Regions from separate parts of the Homo sapiens genome. Here region 1 is linked to region 2. The links are chromatin contacts, found by Hi-C in ENCODE. All regions are on one chromosome and are shown on one strand. The core of a region is the stretch at or near the end of the contact, and the rest is flanking DNA. Distances in the headings are between cores, read along the strand shown.

What was found. A loop is a pair of places that touch in the nucleus more often than their neighbours do. Pooled maps may share reads with other maps.
Region 1: a pooled map shows a loop between it and region 2 (5-fold over the local background). The contact joins the promoter of HDAC9 here to the enhancer-like site in region 2. A Hi-C loop is called at or near these places in 5 of 37 single-sample maps with no recorded cell type and 2 of 50 pooled maps.

Annotation. Positions count from the first base shown.
Region 1 is chr7:18,491,191-18,497,099 of GRCh38, forward strand. It overlaps HDAC9 (histone deacetylase 9), which reads left to right and starts at 4,559. Exons shown (of 26, transcript NM_178425.4): 1 at 4,559-4,833; 2 at 5,072-5,134. The coding sequence starts at 5,113. RefSeq lists an enhancer at 4,288-4,337.
Region 2 is chr7:18,174,296-18,179,719 of GRCh38, forward strand. It overlaps a transcript of HDAC9 not described here. Among named protein-coding and RNA genes, the nearest start is that of MIR1302-6, 50 kb to the left of the region's middle. RefSeq lists enhancers at 647-796, 817-906, 3,217-3,361, 4,026-4,135 and a cis regulatory region at 3,280-3,297. Within about 2 kb of position 4,101, at least 5 of the 41 ENCODE cell types and tissues checked have a DNase peak (open chromatin) inside an H3K27ac peak, as active enhancers do.

The sequences.
Region 1 (5,909 bases), core at 3,309-5,808, 320 kb after region 2:
TAATTCTGAAAGAAATAATAAAACATTCTTTATATTTATTTACATTTTAAAAGGGGGTTTATTTGAGAAAAATTAAAACAAAACAATACACTGTACACGATAAAATAAATAATGGCACATATTTTTACAAGCAAAAACACTCAGGTATACTAGCAACAGTCACACCAGTATAACAGTTATGATGCAGACAAACCGTATTTATAAAGAAATAGGTCAAAAATGGAAATGTATAAATGCATATCACTGTGGTTGATAATTGTGTGCACCCAGCTTTATATAACTGTAGTCATCTTAAATTTCCGGATGAAGAAGCTAAGCTTTTTGGCAAGATGGATCAAAAAATTCAGTGGGTCAACAACACGCATATAGTTACCCAAAGAACCGAGATCCTGATAAATTTTCTTTCACAAGCGCAGATGTACAAAATCTTTCTTTCATTTATTGAAGAAATTTCGACATGTTTGGGTTCAGAAGTACTGCTTATATGCAAAGTCAACGTTGTGATAATGCAGTTCTCGTGGAATCAAATTTCTGATGTCCAAGGCATTCGAAGAGAAGCCTGCCCTAGTTCTCAGACAGAAACCAGTTCACCTCCTGTGTCTGTTCTATATGGGTCCCCGGCAGATCGGATGGTGCCTGCTAACATTGAGGGGAGATCTTCTTCACCTAATCCACTCAAACTCACACTAATGTCATCTGGAAGCACCCTCACAGACACACCCAAAAAATGCTTTAATAGGTTTCTAAGTATTTAATCCAGTGACATCTCAAATTGAATCCACAGGTCCACCCCTTGTCAACTTGGCTCCCGTAAGTCTCTCCTTAACCATACTTAATTTCCAAGTAAAGACTGTAACAGCCGCCTAACATGATGCAACTAACATGATGCAATAATCCTGCATACGACCAAAAACTAATCGCTTCACCAGAATGCAGCTTTCAAGATTTCATATTTGAGATTTTAATATTTCGAGATTGTTATTTTCAGGATTGTAGACGTGAGAGATTTTAGACCTAAGGGATTTAGACCTTAGGGATTTTGTATCTTTTCAGATTTCAACATTCAGGATTATGGCATGTGGGATTGTGTCTTTCAGGATTGTGATCTAAATCCATTTTAGAAAAGGTCATTGTGAGCTAGAGGTCTGAGGATATTTCTGGAAATATTTTGGTGCCATACAGGTTTTTTAATACTTTTTTTTTGCTTATATGTCTGCATAGAAAGAAATTGGATTATGGTAACTTTGAAATAACATTTTACATTAGGATTTAATTCCCACTTTCATTTACTATTAAATTGAGAACCTGAGATTTTTTTGGCCCTTGTTACTTTTTTTACCTTTTTCTTTGACCTATGTGTATATAACATATAATATTTGGATTAGTTTGCAATAAATGCTTACTTAATTGAATTTGAATTTGTTACATTGAAACTTTTTAAACTACCCATCTACCTAGCCTGACATTTGTATTAGCTTGTTATAGTTCTTGTAATAGAACATATATCTTTTTCCCCCACATTAGTAAACTGTAGTTTTATAAATACCCCAAAAGAAACTGAGTCACATTTCTTTACTAACATTACTGAGATGATGTGGGAAGAATTAACTCAACATTCTTAATAATGGAAATATGGTAATCAATATAGTTGATGGTTGTTTTGATGATACTTATTTTTCTTCTGAGAAACAAGTGGGGTTTTTTGTAAGTATCCAATGTCTTTTCACTCTAAAATATTTTTTCATTATCAAGAGTTAAATAAAAGAGAAGATGGCTGATGGAAAAACATACTGCAAGAATGCAGGGATGAAACGTAAATAAACCTCATGTTAAATAATGGTCAAAATGAAGAAGACACATTATTTACAGTATTTTATGTGGAATGCCCTTTCCTGGATCCTTTAAGAACTAGGATAATTACTAACTCAGTCTTCTGGAGTTTTATTCTATTTTTTATTTTTTATTATAAAAGCTGAGAGATCTTTTTTTATCAATTGTTGTTTGAAGGTGTAATTTAAACTTAAAAAGACAAAAGATGCATAGGCATATTGTATCAATATGGTGATTTTGTTATCTCTTTTGTATATTCATCATAAATTTTTGTATTCTGTTAAAAATCACTCTGAAACAGACAGTGGGTCCATTTTTCATCAGTAGATCATATTAAATTTTATTTGGAATATCTCAGATAATGATTTGTATCATTTTGGTAAGGGACAAGATGGTGAGACTGGATAATATAAATGCTAGACCTATATGGTTAGTTATTAATTACCTGTATTTCCTTAAGCTACTGTCTTTAAAGCCTGACTCCAATAGTGAGTCCTTTTGTAATCAAGCCTCCTTCGTTTCCTCATGAGTGAATTTCAATGATTGTTTTTCTTAATATAAGAAGTTCTTGTTCTGATCTCACCACAAAAAAAATGGTAACTAGCTGAGATGATAGATTTGTAGCTTGATTATGGTAATTATTTCACAAGGTATAGGTGTATCAAATCATCAAATTGTACACCTGAAATATAAAGAATCTTGATTTGTCAAATATACCGCAATTTAAAAAATGTTCTTTACATAAATGTTTTGTAGAATAAAAAAAAAAAAAGTTCTTCAAAAGAAATCTCAAATCTCCAAATGGAAACAGGTAAAAGTGGAGCTCCCCTGGTTCCACGGAGAACCTTTTTTGAGGAAACTTAGGCAACTCGCAGGTACCTTATGTCATGAGACAGAGTTTGAAAACTACAATTGACTATCTCTAAATTTCCTCCCAGGTCTAAAATGTGATGATAGTTACTACTTCAGTACATCATCCTTAAGGAAAATTATTAGGTCCACACTGTTTCTATCCTTTGAATTTTACACATAAATTTTGTAATCAAAAGTTTATTTGTAATATCAGATGGAATCAGATAATTGCTTTTTGTTTTTTCCACTGACAGGAACATAAGATTTTGTTGTGTAGCTTAAGTCAAACGCAGTTTGGAATATATATTTTTTAAAAATTGTAACTTACATATCCAAATACAATTTTTCAAGAAGTAGAGTATTCAGTAGAAATTAATCTGTGAAAGAAGAGGAATTCAGCAGTGGCCTATTTGATGAATGATTTAACGTGCTTATTTCTTCCCTTTCATCAAAACTCTGTGTCCCCTTGTTTGCCCCCTCTGACTTCATACTCTGGAGTTGACCAAGATCCCTCTTCCATCGGATTGTTCTGGGAATTTTGAAATAATCTGCTTTTTCCTCTCTTTCCCCTGTTGCTTCTGATGCCTTAGAATTACATTTTCCTCGCTGATTTAGTTTAGAAAAGAGAAAAGAGCTTCCATGACTAGTAGATTATCACTTTTGGGTTTGCTCTTGGAAGTGACAAGATGCTAGGATCCCTCTTTGGAATGTAAAATTTATCTCTTATATAGAAAGGATATAAATGTAGCACCAGAGACTATAAAACTCTGATACTATCTACTGTACTGTATAGCTGAACGCCACAATGTGTCTGGTAATCTATTGACTATCATAAATGCTATTTCTACAGAAAAGTTAGGAGGTCCATATTTCGGGCAACCAATGTATAGCTGAATGCAGAACAGTCATAGTTGGGTACTAACCATATATATGATTTATCCATCAACAGGTGCATATGCTCAGAAATTCTGTATCCATAAGAAATCAGACTACTTTCTTTTCCTTTTGCAAGTAAATTGAATTTAGCCTGAGAGGCTGAGGGGAAATTTTCACATATAAGCCACGGTTTTGTGTTTTGTGTTTTGTTTTGTTTATAGATATAGTACTAACTGGATGGATGCGATAAAATTCATAGGTGGTACTAAGATACAATAGGATTTGTGAAATGGACAATTGTCTTGCATAAATAGCAAGTAAAAAATCAAGCCTGTCCTTCATAAAAATTTTATTCTGGGGTGTGCTTGTTTTCCAAAAGTACCTCTGCTAAATCTCCTGTTAGTCCTGAAACTAGAAGGCAGAAAAGCTTCTAGTGCTACAGCCAACTGCAGTGTAGCCTGAGAAACAGGCAACAAAAATAGAACACCAGGATTGCTGTGCGTGGGTGAGGCAGAAACCACATTATGAGCAAAAGCTTCCAGTATTATTTTAGAACCAATACAGAGCTCTGTACTTCTCTCCTCTCTCTTCCAAAAACACATACTACAAAAATAAAATGAAATGAAATGTATGTGCATTTGCCCTCTTAGAATTATGATTCTTAATTTTTTTTCTTGCCTTCCTTTCTTTGGAAGCGAATCGCCAGTATGGAAACACAGTGTGTAAAGCAAGCTTCGAGAGAGGAAAGAGTTAATTGGTTTTAAGGCCCTGCGATAGAGAATTATGGTTGGAAAGATAGAGGCTGGACAGCTGGGTTTGCTGGGGTATTTTTAAATGCATTAATGCAGGCTCCAATCACTCGGCCATGCTTGACCTATTTTTGGCTCAGGCCGACCATTGTTCTATTTCTGTGCCTGTGGGCCATGCTGTTGTTGATTCATATGCAAATGGATTATCACTCGCTTTAGCCAACTTGAGCTGAGAGAGACTGAGAAAGGGGGAAGAGAGGCACAGACACAGATAGGAGAAGGGCACCGGCTGGAGCCACTTGCAGGACTGAGGGTTTTTGCAACAAAACCCTAGCAGCCTGAAGAACTCTAAGCCAGGTTTAATTGGTTTCTTTTTCTCGTGGGTAGACTTAATAATTTTCTACGTATTCTGACAAAGAAATAACCCCGAAGCACGTTCCTATTTCCCACCTGCTTGTAGTTTCCGGGATAACCTAAACTCCAGAGAGCTATAGCATCCACTCTGTCCTTTCTGCTTTGCACACAGGTTGGTAACATGGGAAAAGTGTCCAGGTCTTTTTAAAAGTGGATGCCCATTTGAGCAGAAAGGAAATCATTGTCGAAGTTGATCCTCTGCTGCTTCTCCTCAGGGAGGAGGGAGAACCAGCGAGGGTAGCTCCTGGGGCCGGTGCACTGAGCAGTGATGAATGTTTCATGTAGCTGAAGTAAGAGTGACTGGAATATGCTGCAGACAATTTACGAGAGTGACTCCTGTTTTTCCTCAGATGGGGTGGCTGGACGAGAGCAGCTCTTGGCTCAGCAAAGAATGCACAGTATGATCAGCTCAGGTAAGATCCTCTTTCATAACTGAGACGTTTTAGGTTTGAAAGGGGGCTGGCTTGGGAAATGCAGCTAAGAAAAGCACCTCTCTTAAGGAAATTGCTGCTTTTTCGTGTTGATGTTGCTATTTTCTTGGTGCGTCTGTAGGGTTTAACTTAGATCCCTTCCATTACTGTTTCTGTGCATATTCAGTCTGCTTAGGGACAGCAGCTTCTGAATGAAATTGCAAACTATTGCTTCTGATGAAAGATGAGACTGAGATAAGTAAAATGTAGTTGGGGGTGTTTTGCCTTTACTATGCAACTAGAAAAAGGAGCTGTGTACTGATTGTAAGCCTATTCTAATAGGACTTTAAAAATCAGGTAAGTTCATATTGGGGCTTCAGTTTAAACTGCAGCCCCGCTAGCCTGACGATTTTATATTTACTCTGTGCCTACAGAAGCACATCTATTTATAGACCTACCTTCTAAAATGTGTTTGCCACAGAGTTATAAAGGTAGTTTTCTTTTTTCCATTATGTGGCTTTTTCTCATCAGCCCCAAATGAAACTGTTTAGGATGAAATAAAATTGTTATTAGCAGATGCTTATTTTAATTTTCTTCAAAAACATGTGGGAAGTCTAGCATTGTCAGGCAGATGTGATGGCATAACACACATGTAAATGTGTTAAAAGCAGGTGCAGCGTTTTAAAGGATAATAGGAACAGATTCTAATTTCTAGTTTCTCAAGGAGATGAGCTGGTGGGAGATTGAGCTTGTCAGCCTTGTCAATTTATACTTACTA
Region 2 (5,424 bases), core at 2,851-5,350:
CATCAGGTCATTTAAGGTCTTCTCTACACTGTTTATTCTAGTGAGCCATTTGTCTAATCTTTTTTCATGGTTTTTAGCTTCCTTGCGATGGGTTCGAACATCCTCCTTTAGCTTGGAGAAGTTTGTTATTACTGACCTTCTGAAGCCTGCTTCTGTCAGCTCATCAAAGTCATTCTCCGTCCAGCTTTGTTCCATTGCTGGCGAGGAGCTGCGATCCTTTGGAGGAGAAGAGGTGCTCTGGATTTTAGAATTTTCAACTTTTCTGCTCTGGTTTCTCCCTATCTTTGTGGTTTTATCTACCTTTGGTCTTTGATGTTGGTGACCTACAGATGGGATTTTGGTGTAGATGTCCTTTCTGTTGATGTTGATGCTATTCCTTTCTGTTTGTTAGTTTTCCTTCTAACAATCAGGACCCTCAGCTGCAGGTCTGTTGGAGGTTGCTGGAGGTCCTCTCCAGACGCCGTTTGCCTGGGTATCACCAGTGGAGGCTGCAGAACAGCAAATATTGCTGCCTGATCCTTCCTCTGGAAACTTCATCCCAGATGGGCACCTGCCTGTATGAGGTGTCATTCTGCCCCTGCTGGGAGATGTCTCCCAGTTAGGCTACATGGCGGCCAGGGACCCACTTGAGGAGGCAGTCTGTCCGTTCTCCAATCTCAAACACCATGCTGGGAGAACTACTGCTCTCTTCAGGCCTGTCAGAAGGGGACGTTTAAGTCTGCAGAAGTTTCTATTGCTTTTTGTTCAGCTATACCCTGCCCCTAGAGGTGGAGTCTACAGAGGCAGCGGGCCTTGCTGAGCTGTGGTGGGCTCCACCTAATTCTAGCTTCCTGAGCACTTTGTTTATCTACTCAAGCGTCAGCAGTGGCGGACACCCCTCCCCCCTGCCAGGCTGCTGCCTTGCAGGTCCATCTCAGATTGCCACGCTAGCAGTGAGCAAGGTTCTGTGGGTGTGGGACCTGCCAAGCCAGGAGTGGGATATAATCTTTTGGTGTGCCATTTGCTAAGACTATTGGAAAAACGCAGTATTTGGTTGGGTGGTGTCCCGTTTTTCCAGGTACCATCTGTCATGGCTTCCCTTGGCTAGGAAAGGGAATTCCCCAACTCCTTGCACTTCCCAGGTGAGGTGATGCCCTGCCCTGCTTCAGCTCACCCTCCATGGGCTGTACCCTCTGTCCAACCAGTCCCAGTGAGGTGAACCAGGCATCTCAGTTGGAAATGCAGAAATCTCCTGTCTTCTGTGTTGATCACGATGGGAGCTGCAGACTGGAGCTGTTCCTATTTGGCCATCTTGGAACGGACCAGTCCATAGTTTTATAATGCATGCCTATGTGTTGATTTGTGTTGCTTTGGAGTTGCTTTAATATCCAAATGAAAGACTCATGACCATATTATTGGTGAACTTTTAAAAAATATTGTATTGATTTATAGGAAATTGATAAGCTTTGAGGTAATCTGTAAAATTATTTTTAACCCCCCCCCCCCTTTTTTTAGAATAACTTCCTGGCACTTGATTATATAAGGCTCTTGCTGCTTATGATAGATGGTTGCTCCTCACATATCATTGCATAATTAACCTTTTCTCCCAGGCTCTTAATGTCCAAGAAAATGTTCTCTTCATACCAGTAATGTAGTTCCACTGGAAAGTGTTCTGGGTGAGCTGGGGATTTTTCCTTTGGAGCTGGAATTTGCCCTAGTAATTCTGCCTTCTTTGGAATTCTGTGAGTTCTGTGAGAGGGCAGATAATCATAGTGGTGTATGACCAAGCACTCACCTTTTATCTTTAACTCTCAGAAGAAATTGTTTTTCAGAAAGAAATGTCAAAATGACATTATTCATGAGAAAAACTAGTCATGAGTTTTGGACTCTCTAGGAATGTAAACATGTTTAATAAAAGCTGGTGACAGTTTTTCGGTCTGCTGTTACTGGAAAGCCTGCTTGATTTCCTTCCCTGTGTTTTTCTGGTCTTGAGATCTCCAGTGCTTTCTGAAGATCCAGGAATGCCGTACAAATGGGAAAAGCCAGACTGTTATCTTGAACCTCTGTTTTTGAAATCTCTGTCTGATAAGGAAAAAAATATTGCAAGTCATTGTAGTTACTTGTTTGGTTTGTCACTGGAATTCCAAATATTTGCTTGGTGGTTCATGGACATGTAAATTTTGGGATATGTTACTATTGTTTAGGGTATACTGTCTGTAAAATAAGTTATTAACCCAGTGACTGTTAACTAGATCTTCCAAAAGCCCTGTCTCCTATCATTTTATGTGTATTGAAAAATTATTATAATTAGAGATTTTTTTAAACTCTTAGAAAATGAAAGTATACAGCTATGAAAATTCTGTTTGGGTAATTTTTTAAAAAATTTATTTTCAGTTCAGAGGTACATGTGCAGATTTGTTATACAGGTAAACTGTGTGTCACAGGGCTTTGGTGTACAGATTATTTCATCATGTTTGGATAATTTTTATGTTATTTTTTAATGCATTTTTATCCTTTTGTCTGTATTATTGTGCTTCCTTTTTTATTAAAGAAGAGTTGGATGTATCTTACTTTGGCTTTATGTTTAAAGTGAAACAGTAAATTGAAAGATTTTAACAGGTCGTGGTATGTCAATGAAAGAACCTAGAAATTAGCAGAAAAATGCAGGAAGCCAACTATAGATATTGGAAAAATAATACATACCATAACTTGAGTTAGGTAATGTACACTATCGAGTCTTTGAATTTCAATAAAGTATGTCAAAGTAGACATTGTATGTCATTTTCCCTTCTGTTGGGAGAACTGATAATCCGCCTACCCATCTGCCTTCCTACCTTTCTTAGTTTTCTTTCTTTTTCTTTTATTCTGCCTAAGTCCAGAAAAGATTTGGGGTCTATATAAGTAAGTTATGGAAAATAAAATACGTGAGGAGGAAGGGAAATGAAGGGAAATTGGGTACACCCTGTTAGTACCTGCATTTAAATTCTGTGAAGTTGCTTGAAGACGGATGGATCTGTGTCTGAGCTTCCTGATTAGCAAGTCTGTTGTCTATGGTGCGATTAATCTCTTCTCAGCCTAACTCTGATATAGTCACTGCCCTGTATAAGAAATGTCAGTGGCTCTCTATCACATCTATTTAAGGTATATAAGAACCCGTACCCTTTTCAGGCTTATCTTATTTTTCTCCTCAATGAACCCCACTCTGTTCAACATGTAGAGCTGCTTACCTTCCCCAGGTCCAGTTTTCTTGCTTGGAGGCCTTTGAATGACCCTTCCTCACCACTGGGAGTGTCCTGTTTACTTATCTTCAACACCCAGCTCCTACTCCATTCTTCTGTGAGGCCTTCCTGGGTGACGCTGACATTTGTTACCTCTCTCAGTTCTGGAACTTACCTTAGTACTGGGGTTGTCTTCTCTAATAGGCTTAGCTTTTTGAGGGCAAGGGACATCTAAGTACATTTTGTGGGGTGTATATAGAGTGAAGCAGTTGGCAGCTGTATTTATGGTTGCTCTCTTAGTTAAGTAATATACTGCCCAGCACACAAAAGGAGCCAAATAAGTGAAGAATAAAGGGCACTTTGTGAGGAGGCTGATTATAGTGGTGCTAGGGGCATGGAATTGGGGAGGAGGGAAGCAGTTGAATATACCTGAGCAAAACCAAACTGTTTCATATGTGTCATGAATCATATCCCTTTTCTTTTTGCTTATTCATTTGTTGACTTTCGGTTCTTTTCACCTCTAGTGCTATCCACTGAACTTCCTCCATCCCCCTACCTCCCCTTCCCTCCCGTTCCCTCCTCCACCTCCCCTCCCCTCCCCTCTCCTCTTTGACAGAGTCTTGCTCTGTCACCCAGGCTGGAGTGCAGTGGCACAATCTTGGCTTACTGGAACCTCCACCTCCCTAGTTCAAGCAATTCCCTTGCCTCAGCATCCCGAGTAGCTGGGATTACAGGCACATGCCACCATGCTGGCTAATTGTTTTGTATTTTTAGTAGAGACAGGGTTTCACTATGTTGGCCAGACTTGTCTCGAACTTCTGACCTCAGGCAATCTGCATGCCTTGGGCTCCCAAAGTGCTGGGATGACAGGCGTGAGCCACTGCACCCGGCCCCCCTCTTTCTAAGGTGGCTTATCTATTCATTGAACAACAAACATTGCAATAGGGTAGTCATTGTTTGCAAGACTTGTGGTTTCATACTGAGTTCTCTAAATGTGGGGAAGTTGCTAAGTTTGGCTCTTCTTCAGCTAGCACAGCGGTAGAAGCAGACCTACCACCCTCTTTCCTTTTAGTAACTTGAACTTCTCCCTGTTTCAATGCTTATAAACCACCTCTCTCCCAAAACAAATATGTATTGTGGTTAAGAATAGTGGAAAGAGTGACATGATTTTTAATTGTGGTTGAGCAGGAAATTGTTTTAAGTTAGTTTAGAATTCATTGATCCAACATTCTTTATACTTTTAAAAAGTAATACAGTTTTGCATACTGTATAATTAGCAGTAACTTTTAAATATACTACGTTTCTGAGGACCTTCAGTAAAATACATAGAAAGGAAAACATCCGGCTTAAAATTTGTGACTTTTCAATCTGTATACATTTTCAGTTCCTCTTATTTAAAGTGATAGACTAATAAATATTTTAATATAATGGTTGAAGTCTTTATTAAGATTAAATTAGGATCTTAAACTTTCTGTGTGTCTCCATTAAAGATGTGTTTTTGGCTTCATTATTTGACAGTGTTGTGGTATGGCATTTAATGGAGAACAAGATCTCTTACTTTGGAATGTATCTGGTCAAATGGAGTTCCTTTCATATTTGCCCAGGAAGCTTATTTTTCTAAAGATTATGGAAATAACAGATGTGGAACAAGCAAGCACTGCATGTCTTTCATTCAGAGTTCTCTGAGGAACCACCTTGGGTAGGCTTTTGTTTGTCACACACATAGCAAGTATGTCTTTACCCTGACTGATGCAATAGTCCAGCCTCCTGTGGGGTATCATCCACTAACAATAATGCCATAACCCATTAGTTGATTGCAAACTCTCTGAATCCATAGGGACTTGCCCCAGTCCAAATGAGTGACTAATTCTTAAACTACAAGGTAAAGCTGAGGTCCTAAGGGAGGAGGGACATGTTAAGGTTTGACTGTTTATTTTGCTTGTTATTACTGCAGGATCATTAAAGAAATGTTTATATCCTGTTGGGGTTCTATGTTCTTAACCACTATATAAGGATGAATAAGCTTTGTTTTTTTTGCTTCTACCTCTCTTATATTTCTTTCCATTCTCTACCCTCCCTCTCCTAAGGAAAAATGGTGTTCACACTCATTGGGTCTAAATAAACCCAAACGTCTTTTCTTTGAATATTTTATTACCTTATCTGTTTATCTATTAATGAGAAATTATACAAATGCATATTTGAAGTTCTTAGTAAAAGCCCAAGGACT